Linked DNA regions of Homo sapiens: region 1 is linked to region 2. A link is a loop called in an ENCODE intact Hi-C map of the cell type or tissue named here. Cell type or tissue: IMR-90. All regions are shown on one strand.

Region 1 (8,000 bases), 93 kb before region 2:
TATCCTAAGGCAGTGGGTGGTCATCAAAGAGTTTTAAGCAAGAAGGGTACAATTTGCTCTCTCTTTTGCAAAAGGCCAGCAGTTTCCCTTCTCCCCTAGCCATGCAATCCATCCCACACTACCTTTGCAAGCTTTTAGAAGGACAGTAAACTGAGAATGCATGGCTGTCTCCTGGCCCTGCACCAAAATCTAGAAAATGAGAAAACACCTTTTAAAAAAAATGTTTAATTATGGCTGCACTCAAAGGGGGGAGACTGTGAGAGGCAAAGCCAGTGGGAATGAGAAAGGAATCAGAGGATGGGGAACCATGGGGGAGTTGGAGGGGGTGAAGGGAGACCAACAAGGAAGCTGTTGGTGTGGTGGAGATCCTTCACAAAACCCACCTTCCCCTCTGCACCCAAACAATTAGAGCCCAACACAGGCCATGCATTTCCCAGGCTCCTTTGCGGTTAGATGTGGCCAGCATGGGTTACCTTTGCTTGAATAATGGGAGTGAAGTTGCTGTGCCCCTGCCCAAGCCCAGTTGTCTGTTGTACCCTCCTTCCTCTCCTTGCAGCCTGGTAAGCCAGGACAAGTGCAGCCTTGGAAACCCGGGCTCCCAGGACCCAGGACTGTAACGCAGGCAAGAACTCCCTTTGTCATTGAGTCACTTTATTGTGGGGTCACTCTTTACAGCAGCAGAGCCGTTCTTGCTGACTAAAGAGAGCAGAGGAGCAGCCAGGCCTGCATCCTCCTCACCCCCAGTGGTGCATTCATGGCAGGAACCTGGAATAACCACTGTGTCTAGGCTCAAGTGTGCTCAGGGCAGAGCTCCTGGTGGTGAGTGATGCTCGGGATGGAGAACCCATCTGCGGAGCCCCCCCCAGCTGGGTAGCACACCTCATTCACCCAGGGCTGGCTATGTGATTTGCAGGGCCCAGTGCAAAATGAAAATGCAGGGCCCCTTATTCAAAAATTATTCAGAATTTCAAAAAGGTGACAGCCAAGTAATAAGCAAGCCCGAGACACTACTGAGTAAAAGTTCCTAAGAGACCACACAGGCCAAGGCCCAGGACACAGGCCTGTCCCACCCTCTACTATCCTGAAACAATGAGCTCCTGCCTGTGCAGCTGCCCCATCCCCCAGCAGGCTGCACCCAGGAGCCTGTGAATGTCCATGGCCTCAGCTGCAAAGAGGAGCCCTGAATCCAGGTTCACACTCATTGGAGGAGCACCACCAGTATGACAGGAGGGACCAAAAACCCTCCTCCAAAAAGCATAACTCACTCAGGGGAAAAGGGAGATAGCAGAGCAACCTCCCCAGGACTCTAGGATGGGATCAAAGCCACTAAAAAAAGAAAAAAGAAGTAAAAGTCACTGCAGGAGAGCCTTAGTTAATTTCTACCCTGAATATTTATAAATTGTGAGCAAGCTGGTTTAAATGACTCTGAGTTCCCATAAGCGATATTCCTTAATATAAAATCATAAACTAGAACAGGTTCCTTAGAGTAGACAGAAAGATGGCCCCAGGATGTCCATGTCCTAATCCCCACAGCCTGTGACTGTCACCTGACATTGCAAAGGGGATTTTTGCAGATGTCAAGGGCATGGAGCTTGAGATGGAGAGACCAACCTAAATGATCCAGGTGAGCCTGCCCAATTTAATCGTGTGAATCCTGAAAAGAGGAATTCCTTCCTCAGCTGTTCAGAGGGAGAGGGAGCCTGGCAGGCTCTGACCATGGAGGAAGGGGCTGTGAGCAGAGGAATGCAGGCAGGGGCCAGGAGAGGGATTCCCCGAGAGTCTGCAGGGGAACAGAGCCCGCCCACAACTTCATTTCAGTTTACACTTCTGACCTGCAGAACTGTAAGACCATAAATCATAGATTTTTGCAGTTCTAAGCTACCACATTTGTAGTAATTTATTACAGCAGCAATAGGAAACTAATACACTTAGGTTAGCAGTAACCAAAAACACTGAAATTACTTGTCTTCACAAAATCCATTCTATGTTCGGCAGTGCACGTGGTGAGGCACTATCGAAGGGAAGAGCCAAATGATGTAAGAATGTAGTCTGCTCCCCCAAATTCTCAAATAGACAGGGTGATCTTTTTAAAAGACGTAAATGAGCAAGAGAACCCTAGTGGTTTTTGGTATCTTATCTCACTTTGTTTTTAAGGAGGCAGAGGGTCCATTTCAAGCTGGGGGTGCCTGAGGGTGCTGACACCATGCCTGGGGGTGCTCTTCCCAGAAGGCAATTTGAAGAGGAAACCTGGGTGAAGCATCTGTGCTAACAGACATTCATGTTTGTTTGTTTGTTTTGTTGTGGTTATATATATATATGTGTGTGTGTGTGTGTGTGTGTGTACACACACATATATATGTACATATATATAAAATATATATATATATAAATTTTCCATTGTCGCCATCTTTAAGGATACAATTCAGTGGCATTGATTAAATTCATGATGTTGTGATATGAGCGCCATGATCTATTTCCAACACTTTTCATCATCCCCAACAGAACAATATTCTACCTATTGAACAATAACTCCCGACACCCCTCCCCCAGCTCCTTGCAACCACCACTCTACTTCCTGTCTCTATGAATTTGTCTACTCCAGGGACTTCCTGTAAGTGGAATCCTGCAGGGTTTGTCCTTCTGTGACTGGCTCGTTTCACTGAGCACAATGTTCTTATCCAGGTTGCGGCACGGGTCAGTGCTCCCTTCCTTAAGGCTGATGCTCCATTGCATGGATGCACCATGTTTTGTGTATTCGTTCATCGGTTGAGGGGCACCGGGCTGGTCCCTCCTCTTGACTATGGTGAATACTGGCTATGGCTGTTGTGAATCCTGGTGCGCAAGCATCAGACATTCCCGTTTTTAGTTCCAGGGACATGGGGTGCCTTCTGCCCCAGGGGGTTTGAAAGCTCCATGTCCCTGGGACATTATGAATGGCACATCTCCCTCCCCAAGTGGATGTAGTGTAGCGGGATTGATGGGGGAAGTTTAGGCACTGGCTGATTAAAATGTTTATAGAATGACTTATGGACTTGGAATTGCGAGGGTTGGACGTACTTGAGCTTTTTAGTTTTTTGGATGTCCACGTGCCAGACGTGCCACGTGCCATTACTACTTTTTGATAATTAGTAATGGAATTTTAAGGCCTGTTTTTTGTTTATCAGTCTCTCTAATTCCTTCTCGATCTCGCTACATTTCGAGTAGACGTGTAGAAATTTAAGGCTGGAGGGCTGAATCAGGGCTAGCCGATACAATTACTTTTCTAGCGTCCTTAGGGGGACATCTTGCCAGTCATTCTGTTCTGAGACCGTGAGAAAACCACTGGTCTGGAAGCCCAGGTGTTCCATGCCGTCCTTGGCTTGTTTTGCCTGGATATCAGAAGCAGCATTTGTGCGTGGGTCCAGCAGTGGCATTTGTCCCCGCACCATCTTCGGGGCTGGCCCGGAGCCCAGGTCCTCCTACTGCCCGGGAGCAGTGGCCGCAACTCCAGGCTGAGGCCTGGCTCTGTCCACTGGGAACCACGCGTGGGTGCAGGCACCGGGCCTTGGATCACACTTGCGCACTCCGAGCACAGCGCATTACTCTTTTTTTCCTGCCCAGATGACTTTAAATAGAAAAATAGCCCTGACTCTAGCATGTTCTCAGCCCGTGAACAATGGGTATTTGCTGGACAAGCGGCTGCGGGCCCCGTCTGCAGGCAGCTTGGGCCTGTGGGGAGGTTCCCGTGACTGCAACTCCCCGGGGCCTCGGAACACAGGACCCCAGGCTCCCAGCCCTACCTCCTTCCTCGGAGGGAGGGGAGGGCTGTGACCCCCTTCCTGGGGGGCTGTGAACTGCCCCCTCCCAGGTGCCTCCCTCTTTCACTCTCCCCTCGGAGGACTAGGGCTCCACAGGGGCAGGGGGATCACATAGGGTGGCACCCGTCACTACAGAGGGGTGCAGGGTTGCAGTAGCGGGGGCTGGGTTGCCTGGGGGACTCGAAGAGTCGCGGGAGCCGTGCGGGGACGAGTGCAGTGGTGCGTGGGGGTCGTGGGGATGGCGACAGCGGGGGCGGGAGCTGAAAAGGCGCGGGGGTGGCTAAGGGACCCTGCGCAGGAGCTGCCGGCCCTCGCGCGCCCCTCGCGGGCCCCCCGGGCCCCCCGCCCGCCCGCGGCTGCTGCCGTCAGAGCTGCCTGCGTCAATGCTGCTTGGTGACACACACAGCTTTTTTTCTTCTGCTCCTTTTTCTCAATGAGAGGAGCCTAATGGGATTCTTATTATCAGACTCATAAATCAAACCGTTAGGCCGTCACGTCTGGCACGTGGACAACACCCCCATCCCCCGCGGCAAACGGAGAGGGCTAGAGCTGCGTTTTCCCCTTTTCAAGAAAAACTTCAAATATTTTATCTTTATATTTTGAAAATCGCAGTAATGCACAGAGCTCGGCTTGCTGTGGCTGGTGCAGCTCTACACGGATGCAGAGCTGGTCCTCCCGTTCCCTGGAAATGGTTTTGCAAAGTTGTTGGTTTTGCAAACAATAAAAGGGTAAAAAATGGGGTTTGCAGGCAAATCGGTTGGTTAGAGGGAACCCACAGATATTTCAAGCTACTGCAACACGAATCGATTAAACATTGTATCAGAGGGGGTTGTGGGCACAGACTTTGGGGCAGCCCTGCCCTGATGCTTGTGCAACTGACACAAAACAAAACCCCAGCTATGAATGCAAATCAAGGAGCAAAGACGTCAGCAACTAAGGCGATCTGGAGCGCTAGGAATCCTGAAAGCTTCTGCATTCTCATAGCTACTTGCATGCAGATTTCTAATAAGATAAATCGGCACTGGTGTATCTAATTAATGGTTGTCCTCCAACAAGCCACTGGATAGCACTTATTAGCCATGGGAGGTAGGAAGCCAGGTTAACCCCCAAAGGAATCTCAGTGCAGCCCCTTCCTCATTTTGGTCAGAGACTCAACCAGAGTGTGGAAGCGGAGCAAAGTCAAAAGGGGTCCAGGGACTAAGGCGTTGAGGCAAGGACCCTCAGAGAGGGAGGTCCCAGCTTCCACAGTCGGACACAGAAAAATATTCCACTCTTGGGAATTGCCTCTTGTGCGAAGCCATATATATTTAGGGGTCTTCTACAGGGAACTGTGAAAGGTCTGCAAGCCCGTCATCTGGTCACTCTGAAGCCAGGTCTCCAGAGCTTCCCTGATGAAATTGTCCTGCCTGTGATGGGGGAGTGTTCTCGGAACCTTTGGGACAGCCTCTGCTGGCTCAGATCAAAACTTCACAGAGCTCAAGGCATGGTCTTCAATTAAAAGCTTGGACCACATGTCAGGTGGGCAGAGGGCTACCGCTTTAGGGTAAAGTGGCTACAAGGAGAGTGGCCTGATATTTTGTATATATTCATGATCATTTTAATTTCCTCTTCCCAGCCTGTGTTCTGCATTTCCCCAGATGTCTTCAAAGGACATATATGACGCCCAGGAGCAGAGTTGTTGGGTCTGTTCTTTCTAATTCCAGACCTTTCTGGTCTTGAGTCGTGGTTTTCTTAGGGTCCAGTGAAAACAGCAGCGCTTGGAGCTGCAGACCCAGGCTGGGAGCTGCCGCGGGGGCGCACGTGTCTGCCTGTAGCCACAGCCTAGGATCATTGCCCTGCACAGTTGGACGGCTTCCACGCCTCGTCTAGTTCTCACTGCATTCTTATAGCAGGACAAGTTCTCTGGATTTGTGTGAACTTTTTAAATAAGAGTTAATAAGTCAATGATTGCCAGATGAGAGAGGCAGCTCATGTGTTTTTAAGAAGCATCAAACCCACCCCCCACCCCCCATATTCTTCCACCCCAGCAAAGAAGGAGCCAGGAAGGCACTGCAAGGGGGAAGCGGGGGCGGGGGGGGGGAGGGCAGGGAGGATCCCTGAGAAAAAAAGATGAATATTTGCATCTTCACTTGTGTGCCTCATTTGGGGTGACCCATGGGTGCAAAGGATGATGTATTTTATACTGAACATGGTACTGGCAATTTTGGGTGCGCAATGAAAAAGAAATGGGCATGAGCATATCTAGCTTTAAGACACGATTTCAAATATAACTTCCGTCATTCACGTCTAGACCCATATTCTGATATGAGTAATAACTATGCTAAGCAAAAGTAGATTAGGTGCAATAAATATAAGACCTGTATTCCTATGCTGACTGATGGACTTCAGTGGAATATTTCATTTTAGCAACCGATATATTGCATAAATGAGTTAACATTGGTCCCATTGCAAAACGATTTTTTATACAAAATTAGAGAGGCTGGCATAAGGAATGCTGCTAGAAAATTATTAGCTCACTTTTTACATCCAAGGGGGTGAAATGATACACTGTGGAAATTTGTACAAATAGAGAAGTGGATGGATGTCGATGTCAGTGGGGAGAAACGGGAGGCCAGGTCCCGTTTTGAGGAGAGGAGATGCGCCCAAGCGGGGGCGGAGGAGCGGGTCGCGCCGCTGACATTCGCCAAGGACAGGATGGGGTGGGCGCCCGCCGGTGGCCGACTCCGCCCCGCCTCTCAGGGGTGCGAGTCATCAGCGCAGCGGCGGATCCTGGCCCAGGGAGCCACCGGCCCACCCTCGCGCCCAGGAGCCGGACTCGGAGACGTCCACCTGGTGGAGAGACGCGAGGGAGCCATGCAGACAGGGGCTGCTCCGTGGAGAGCCCGGGAAGCCTGCGGGGCGCCGGAGGGGTGGGTCCCGGGACAGACCAGTGACCATCCGCCTCCTGCGTAGCGCTGCCCCCAGGAGAGGAAAACCCATCGGAGGTTGTGCTGTGTGCGTTCTCCAAGAGGGAAGCTCAGTATGAGCACTCCCTTCGTCCCCTTAAGGAGGACCGCACAGTGTGTGTGTATGTGTGTGTGTGTGAGTGCGCGCGCGCGCTCATGTGTGCATGTGCCTGTGTGTGCATGTGTGTATGTGCGTGTGTGCATGTGTGTGTGCATATATGCGTATATGCGTGCGTGTGTGTGGCGCGCACATACGTAAGCACACCCCCGGTACATAGAAACTCACAGAAACATACAGTAATCCTGTATAAAGATTATGAGTCTAGAAAACATGTACTGCCCGTCATTTTTCTCGGCTGTCTCTGTGCCTTCTAGATATTTCCGTGTCCTCCGCGCGCTTCATTTTTATCAGGCTCCTGGGTGTGTGCAGGGAGGGAACGCAGGCACGGAACGCAGGCGCGGAAGATGTAATTTGTGCATTAGGAAGCCTCCGCTCGAGCGCCACTGACGTCTGCACCTCCGTGCTTGGCTCTGCTGCAATACATCAGACTGATGGCATGATCACTGCATCTTTGCTGTAATATCTGTGCACTGCTGGTTAGGAAAATCCTCAGCCATACCGTGACTCCAGCTAGCTAGCTAGTCAATGTATTTTAATTTTATTAATTGAAAGGAAGGACTAAGGAGGGAAAAGAATGCAAAGGAAACATGAAAAGATTTTACAAATTTTTAAATGCTTATTTTTCCAGATGGAAGGTTGAGACAGTAGGATTAGAGACTTCATGGCTGCAGATGTTGAAGCTTTTGCTAAATGAACAGCCAAAGTCAGTTCTGTGAAATTGCGTCATATTTCTTTTCCAGAAGACATAAATCTTTTGATGGTTCTACTTCTCTTTGTATATTATTACTGTTTAAAATTTTGAGGAAAAAATACTTTAATGTGATGTCAATTCTTAGATTTCATCCCTCTCAATTATTTTTGCACGGCCTTATCACTGCACTTTCAGTGTGATGACGTTTGCTTTTTAGCGTATTGTCTTGTGTTGAGGTCATGAGAGATGTGAATGAGGCAGGAAGATCGTTACAAGTGAACCATAATTAATATTTACATAGTTCTCACGGGTTGGCAGGCAGCCCCCTAGAGTGCTGATTTGCTGGCGAGCTGCTGGGATCACTCTGCAGGGGCACCGGGCAGGCCTAGAAGTAACTGCAGATTCCACTTTGAGAACTGTCACTGGGCCTGGGTATCCCAATATTA
Region 2 (8,000 bases):
TGCTTCTTAGCTGCATATATGTCTTCTTTTGAAAAATGGCTGTTCATGTCCTTTGCCTACTTTTTAATGGTATTGTTTACTTTTTTCTTGTAAATTTGTTTAAGATCTTTATAGATGCTGGATATTAGACCTTTGTAAGATGCATAGTTTGCAAAAATTTTCTTCCATTCTATAGATTGTCTGTGCACTCTGTTGATAGTTTGTTGTGCAGAAACTCTTTAGTTTAATTAGATTCCATATGCCAATTTTTGCTTTTTTGCAATTGCTTTGGTGTCTTTGCCATGAAATCTTTGCCCATTCTTATGTCCAGAATGGTAATGCCTAGGCTGTCTTCCAAAGTTTTTATAGTTTTGGGTTTTATGTTTAAGTCTTTAATCCATCTTGAGTTAATTTTTGCATATGGTCTAAGGAAGGGATCCAGTTTTAATCTTCTGCATATGGCTAGCCATTTATCCCAGCACCATTTATTTAATTTTTGTATATGGTGTAAGGAAGGGATTCAGTTTCAATCTTCTGCATATGGCTAGCCAGTTATCCCAGCGCTATTTATTGAATAGGGAATACTTTCCCCATTGCTTGTTTTTGTCACATTTGTTGAAGATCAGAGGGTTGTAGGTGTGCAGGCTTATTTCTCGGTTCTCTTTTCTGTTTCATTGGTCTATCTGTCTGTTTTTGTACCATTACCATGCTGTTTGGGTTACTGTAGCCCTGTAGTATAGTTTGAAGTCAAGTAACATGATGCTTCTAGCTTTGTTCTTTTTGCTTAGGATTGCCTTGGATATTCGGAGTCTTTTTTGATTCAAAATGAATTTTAAAATAGTGTTTTTCTAGTTCCATGAAAAATGTTGATGGTAGTTTAGCACGAATAGCATTGAATCTGTAAATTGCTTTGGGTGGTATGGCCATTTTAATGATATTGATTCTTCCTATCCATGAGCATGGACTGTTTTTCCACTTGTGTCATCTCTGATTTCTTTGAGCAGTGTTTTGTAGTTATCCTTGTAGAGATCTTTCACCTTCCTGGTTAGTTGTATTCCTAGGTATTTTATTTTTTGTGTGTGTGGCAATTGTGAATGGGAGTTTGCTCCTGATTTGGCTCTCAGCTTGACTGTTGTTGTTGTATAGAAATGTTAGTGATTTTTGCACATGAATTTTGTATCCTGAGACTTTGCTGAAGTTGTTTATCAGCTGTAGGAGCTTTTGGGCCAAGACTATGGGGGTTTTATAGATAAAGATCATGTCGTCTGCAAACAGGGATAGTTTGGCTTTCTCTCTTCTTTTTTGGGTGTAATTTACTTCTTTCTCTTGCCTGATTGCCCTGGCTAACACTTCTAACACTATGTTGAATAGGAGTGGTAAAAGAAGGCATGTTTGCCTTGTGCCAGTTTTCAAGGGGAATGCTTCCAGCTTTTGTCCATTCAGTATGATGTTGGTTGTGGGTTTGTCATAGATGGCTCTTATTATTTTGAGGTATGTTCCTTCAATACATAGTTTATTGAGAGTTTTTAATATGAAGGGGTGTTGAATTTTTTTGAAAGCCTTTTCTGCATGTATTGAGGTAATCATGTGTTTTTTGTCTTTGGTTGTGTTTATGTGATGAATCACATTTCTTGATTTGCCTGTGTCGAACATTGCAATCTTGCATCCCAGGGATAAAGCTTAGTTGATCATGGTGGATAAACTTTTTGATGTGCTACTGGGTTTGGTTTACCAGTATTTTGTTGAAGATTTTTGCATCAATGTTCATCAAGGATATTAGCCTGAAGTTTTCTCTTTTTTTGTTGTATCTCTTCCAGGTTTTGGTATCAGGATAATGCTGGCCCATAGAATGATTTAGGGATGAATCCCTTCTGCTCAGTTCTTTTAGAATAGTTTCTGCAGGAATGGCACCAGCTCTTCTTTGTACATCTGGTAGAATTCAGTTGTGAATCCATCTGGTCCTGGGCTTTTCTTGGTTGGCAGTCTATCAGTTTCAGACCTTGTTATTGCTCTGTTCGGGGATTCAGTTTCTTCCTGGTTCAGTCTTGGGAGGGTGTATGTGTCCAGGAACTTATCTATTTCTTCTAGATTTTTTGGCTTATGTGCATAGAGTTGTTCATAATATTCTCTGTTATTTGTATTTCTGTGAGGTCAGTGGTAATATCCCTCTTGTTTTTGATTATGTTTATTTAAATCTTCTCTCTTTTCTTCTTTATTAACCTAGCTAGTGATCTATCTACTTTATTAATTTAAAAAAAAAACAGCTCCTGGATTTATTGATCTTTTGAGTGGTTTTTCTTGTCCCAATTTCCTTCAGTTCACCTCTGATTTTGGTTATTTCTTGTCTTGAAGGCAGATGATTTCTTATGGAGGTGAATATTTGCTTATGTAAGGCCCAGCCTTCTAAGGACCCCATTTCTACATATCTGTCCCAGAGAAATGAAAAGCTTATCTTTAACTGAAAAACCTGGACATGAGTGTTCATGTCAACATTATTCATAATTATTCAAAACTGGAAGCAACAGAAATGAGGCCAAATCTGGAGGCTTTATCTGACCGTTATGATCCACTAACCTCCCGTCGTGCAGAAGACTGTGTGTTACTCTCACGTCTGCATCCAAGGGATCGCACCATGCAGTGGAGATCACAACTGCCCCACGGAGGCAGAGATTAAGAAGATAGGCAGAACACGCATTGTCATTCCCAGAAGGGTGGTTGTTTATAAATCTGAAACCAAACTATTAAATAACAGCAGCTGTAGCGCTCCTCTTAACCAACAACATAACAAAAATATCTCCAGTTATTCTGACCAAGGTCTGCACAGAGTCAGCCCTAGAATTCTGACGCAATCCCACTAGAAAATACTGGATAAGTTTTTCTCCTAAAATGTTAGGGAATTTGAGAAACAGAGTCACATCACATACTTCAACAGAGTACAGTTCAACAAACTCAGCCTATCTTCATCACACATTTTAAAACCGAATTATGTATGCAACTCCTTTCTGTAAAACAAACACTCTTTCTTTTTTCTTTTCTTTTTTTTTTTTTTTGAGACAGAGTCTGCCTCTGCCGCCCAGGCTGGAGTGCAGTGGCGCCATCTCAGCTCACTGCAACCGCCGCCTCCCGGGTTCAAGCAATTCTCTGCCTCCGCCTCCCGACCAGCTGGGATTACAGTGACGCGCCACCATGCCCGGCTAATTTTTGTATTTTTAGCAGAGACGGGGTTTCACCATCTTGCCCAGGCTGCTCTTTAACTCCTGACCTCGTGATCCACCCACCTCGGGCTCCCAAGGTGCTGGGATTACAGGCGTGAGCCACCGCGCCCGGCCAAAACAAACACTTTTACGACAATTGAAAAATAGAAGTTTCCAATTCAATTTTGCAACTAAAAAATAATAATAATGTGGTGCCTTCATGTTAAACTTTGGAAAAAGCCAGGGAAGTGGCTTGCTCTGGTGAATAAATTCTGTAGACCCTTAAGGCTGTTCGCAGCGTACACCAAGACTTCCGAGGCAAGTGGGGGCTCCCCCTGGCGGCTGCGCCGGGTGGCTGCTCCGGGATTGTGCGGACCTCCGAGCTACACCGTCTCCAACCAACAGAAGCCAGCAGGAACCTGCCTTAGATGTGGTAAGTGATCTAGCTAAGCACCGTGGACAGAGAGAGTTGCAAGAAAAATGGTGGCATAAAGTAACTGATCCTAACATTTCACCTACGAATTGACCCCTTGCAGGGAATGAGACAACACAACTTCTCCCATAGGCCTGGTGGTCAGAGAGGCTGGATCAAGAATCTCCACAGCCCAGCGAGAAGCCACGCGAACACACCCCTGTGTGGGTATCCGTGACCTGGCGGCCTGCAGAACTCCTGGGCCAGAGACGTCCTCATCCTGTTGGAATATCCAGGTATCTCCACTCCGAATATCCTCATCTTCCTGGAACCCCTCTTTTTCTCCTAACATTCTCTTAAATGAAATTCCATATCTGCTACAACACAGAAAGAGAGGCGGAACAAGAAAAACTGGTGATCCACTAATAAGAAGGCCCTGGAGCCTCTCGATGTTTAATCTTCTCAAGGGATGAGAATGTGTCTCGTACTTCTCAGCATCTGAAACGCAGCCTTCGCTAATGGGTCAGTTTCACTGGACGTACTCCCAGGATCATAGATGGCAGCCGGGGAAGGCAGTGAGGGTGGAAATGTCTCACTAGGCTGAATTGAAGTGAGGCCTACCCGTTGCCTCCTTTGCATGTGTTTAAGTATTAGAAGAATCTAGTAATTTGCCCATAAGAGATAATCAAACAAGAAAACAAAGGTGTATGTGCAAAGATTTGAATCTTAGCTTTATTTGAAATAACAGAAAATTGGAAGTCAATTCATGTCCATCAGCGTGGGGCTGGCCACCTGCCAATTCATGTCCATTTCCCTGGAGGGAAATGACCCAACCATGGAGAGAACGATGTTCACTGATTGCATTGGCGTGGCAAGAACTCCATGGCATGTTGCATCATGAAGAAAGCTGCCCCGCAAAATGAGATGCGATTGACGTTGATGTGTCTGTACTTGTGCAAAGAGAGATTTGGGAAAGGAAGTTTACTGAAGTGTTAACAATGGGTTACAAGTTTTGAAGTGATTTTAATTTCTTTTTTTTTAAGTTTCTGTTAGGCTGGGATTTTCCCCATAGATATGCATCATCTATGTCAGCAATCCCCAACCTTTTGGGCACCAGGACAGGTTTCGTGAAAGACAATTTTTCCACGGACCAGGAGTGGGAGGGACGGTTTCAGGATGATTCAAGCACATTACGTTTATCATTAGATTCTCACAAGGAGCATGCAAGCTAGATCCCTTGCATGCCCAGTTCACAATAGGGTTCGTGCTCCTATGAGAATCTGATGTTGCCACTGGTCTGACAGGAGGTGGAGCTCAGCTTCGCTCACTTGCCCCACCACTCACCTCCTGCTGTGCAGCCCAGTTCCTAACAGGCCACAGACCAGTATACCAGTCTGTCACCTGGGGGTTGGGGATCCCTGATTTTTGTAATTGGAAGTAAAGTTGTTCGCATTACTTTAAAATAAAGACAGTACCATCGTTATAAAGTATTCTCTAAGTGCAATCATAGGGAAAAGTTCTGCTGAAAACTCTAGGGATGGTTAGTCGTTTTAGGGAAATACGGGGAACTAGATGGATTCTGGTTTTTATTTATCTTCCTTCAAAACAGCTACTAGTAATCTGCAGAAAAGATGCATGGGAAATAAACCAGGAAAACTGAGCCCAAAGTGAGGTGCAAAGGTTCTAAAAGGATCAGTGGTCAATGATGTCGTGGCATGTATCAGCTGAATCCAAAGTTGATGTGAGTTCCAAAATTATACTGAGACTTTGGGGGAAAACAAAGGCTCAGCTATGCTCATCCATCAGATTTCAGTTCCTTCATCAGTTCCTTGAGTGGCCACCACTTCTACTGTGATAAGTCACCACTGACCTGGGCCACTGCTCTGTTCTCATCACAGTTACAAGGTGAGATTTCTTTAAGAGATTATTTGACTAACAATTGGCCTCACCCATTTGATTGTGAGCTTCGTGAACACATGCAACATTTCCTTTTTTTTTTTTTTTTTTTTTTTTTTTTTTTTTTTTTTTTTGAGACAGAGTCTCACTCTATCAGCCAGGCTGCAGTGCAGTGGCACAATCTTGGCTCACTGCAACCTCCACCTCCCGGGTTCAGGTGATCCATCCACCTCAGCCTCCTGAGGAGCTGGGACTACAGGTGAGGGTCACCATGCCTGGCTGATTTTTGTATTTTCTGTAGAGACAGTGTTTCATCAAATGATCCACCTGTCTTGGCCTCCCATAGTGCTAAGATTACAGGCATGAGCCACCATGCCCAGCTATTTTTATTTTTATTTAGTTTTTGCTAATAATGTAATCCTTGGTGGCTGACACATATTAGGGGCTCAAAACAAGTTTGAGTAAATGAATAAAAGCACTACAGTGTGAGCTTAAAAAATAATTGTAACACTTGCACTGTGGAAACACAAATTACCTTACTGATCTGAAAATTGCATTTTGTACTTTTTGCTTTAATTGCATATTTTGAAAAAAGAAATGCCTCATAATTTTTCCTTGACTGTTATTTCATTTTCTTTATTCCTCAAACATACTGTAGACGTTGGAGGAAACACCAGAGCCTATACAGGGATGGTTGATTGTGAGAAAAGGTAAGACAAGTAAGTCTCTCTATTTGAAACCCTGAAACCTTGTTTTTCAGCAGGCACATTGCATGCATGATCAAACAGATTAGTGTGGTTCTAATTGGTAAACCATTAATAAGCCATAGAATATAATCAAGATCATTCAGAAAGATACACAAGCAAATCCACAAAAGGGGATTAGAAACCCAGTGTGTTCAGGTATTCTTGCATTGCTGTAATGAAATACCTGAGGCTGGGTAATTTATAAAGAACAGAGGTTTAATTGGCTCATGGTTCTGCAGGCTGTACAGAAAGTGTGGGGCCAGCATCTGATGTGCTTCTGGTGAGGGACTCAGGAAGCTAACAATCATGACAGAAGGCAAAGGGGAAGTAGACATCTCACATATAATGAGAGCAGGAGCAAGAGAGAAAGTGGGGTGGGGGCAGGTGCCACACACTTTTAAACAACTACATCTCACAATAACTCACTCATTCTCATGAGGACAGCACCAAACCATTCATGAGAAATCCACCCCTAAGACCCAAACACCTTCCACCAGATCCAAGACTGAGGATTACATCTCAACATAAGATTTAGGGAGACCATCCAAACTATATCATTCTGCCCCTGGCCTCCCAAATCTCAGGTCCTTCTCACATTGCAAAATAATATCGTGGCCTTCTCACATTGCAAAATAATCTCTTTTCAATAGTCCTCCAAAGTCTTAACTCATTCCAGCTTTAACTGAAAAGTCCCATGTCCAGATGAGTTCCTTCCACCTGTGAGTCTGTAAAATCACAAGAAGTTATTTACTTCTGAGATACAATGGGAGTACTAGAATTGGGTATATATTCCTGTTCCAAAAGGTAGAAATTGGCTGAAAGAAAAGGGCTATAGACCTCACACAAGCCTAAAAGCCAGCAGGAGAGTCATTAAATCTTAAAGCTCCAAAATAATCTCATTCGACTCCATGTCCCACATCCAGGGCACACAGGTGCAAGGGATGGTCTCCCAACGCTTTGAGTAGCTCCATCCCTGTATCTTTACAGGGCATAGCCCCTACAGCTTCTCTCACAGGCTGGAGTTGAGTGCCTGCAGCTTTTCCTGGTGCAGGGTGCAAGCTGCTGATGGATATACCATACTGGGGTCTGGAGTACAGAGCCTCTTTCCCACAGCTCCACCAGGCAGTGCTCCAGTGGGGACTCTTTGTGGGGTCTCCAACCACACATTTCCCCTTGACACTACCCTAGTAAAAGCTCTCTGTGAGGGCTCCACCCCTGCAGCAGACTTCTGCCAGGAACCCAGACTTTTCCATACCTCCATTGAAATCTAAGGGGAGGCTGCCAAGCATTCTTCAGTCTTACATTCTGTGTGCCTTCAGGCTTAACACCACACAGAAACACAAAGGCTTATGGCTCCTGCCCTTTATAACAGCAGCCAGAGCAGCCAGGATGTGGGGACCAGTGTCCCAAGGCTGTGTAGGGTACTGGGGTCCTGGGCCTAGCCCACAGAACCATTCTTCCCTCCTAGACCTCTGGACCTGTGATAGGTGGGGCTGTCTAGAACAACTCTGAAATGTCTTTGAGGCCTTTTCTCCATTGTCTTGGCTGTCAGCACCTTGCTCCCTTTCAGTCATGCAAATCTTTCTAGCAAGTGGTTGCTCCATAGCCCACTTTGATTCCTCTCCTGATAATGCTTTTTCTTTCTCTGTCATGTGGCCAGGCTACAAATTTTCCAAACTTTTACACACTGCTTCCACTTTCAATATAACGTTCAACTTTAAGTCATTTCTTTGCTCCCATATCTGAGCATAGGCTGTTAGAAGCAGCCAGGTT

What was found. A loop is a pair of places that touch in the nucleus more often than their neighbours do. Peaks named below come from ENCODE experiments on the same cell type or tissue, not always from the same donor. Only the 100,000 strongest peaks of a DNase experiment are listed, where the experiment ranks them.
Region 1: it touches region 2 in a loop (5-fold over the local background); 10 of 110 quality-filtered maps call a loop at or near these places.

The regions. Positions count from the first base shown.
Region 1 is chr6:166,002,003-166,010,002 of GRCh38, forward strand. No RefSeq gene overlaps it. Among named protein-coding and RNA genes, the nearest start is that of LINC00473, 18 kb to the left of the region's middle. RefSeq lists enhancers at 4,446-4,978, 6,695-7,397. In IMR-90, a CTCF peak has its summit at 6,648 (motif pointing left); DNase peaks (open chromatin) are centred at 4,219, 4,729, 5,629, 7,249 and 2 weaker places; H3K4me3 peaks cover 1,846 bases; H3K27ac peaks cover 3,557 bases.
Region 2 is chr6:166,094,571-166,102,570 of GRCh38, forward strand. It overlaps LOC729681 (a long non-coding RNA gene), which reads left to right and starts at 3,150. Exons shown (of 2, transcript NR_147704.1): 1 at 3,150-3,606; 2 at 3,710-5,067. It also overlaps the pseudogene LOC124901524. In IMR-90, CTCF peaks have their summits at 3,051 and 3,509 (motif pointing left); a DNase peak (open chromatin) is centred at 3,491; H3K4me3 peaks cover 685 bases; H3K27ac peaks cover 631 bases; H3K27me3 peaks cover 482 bases.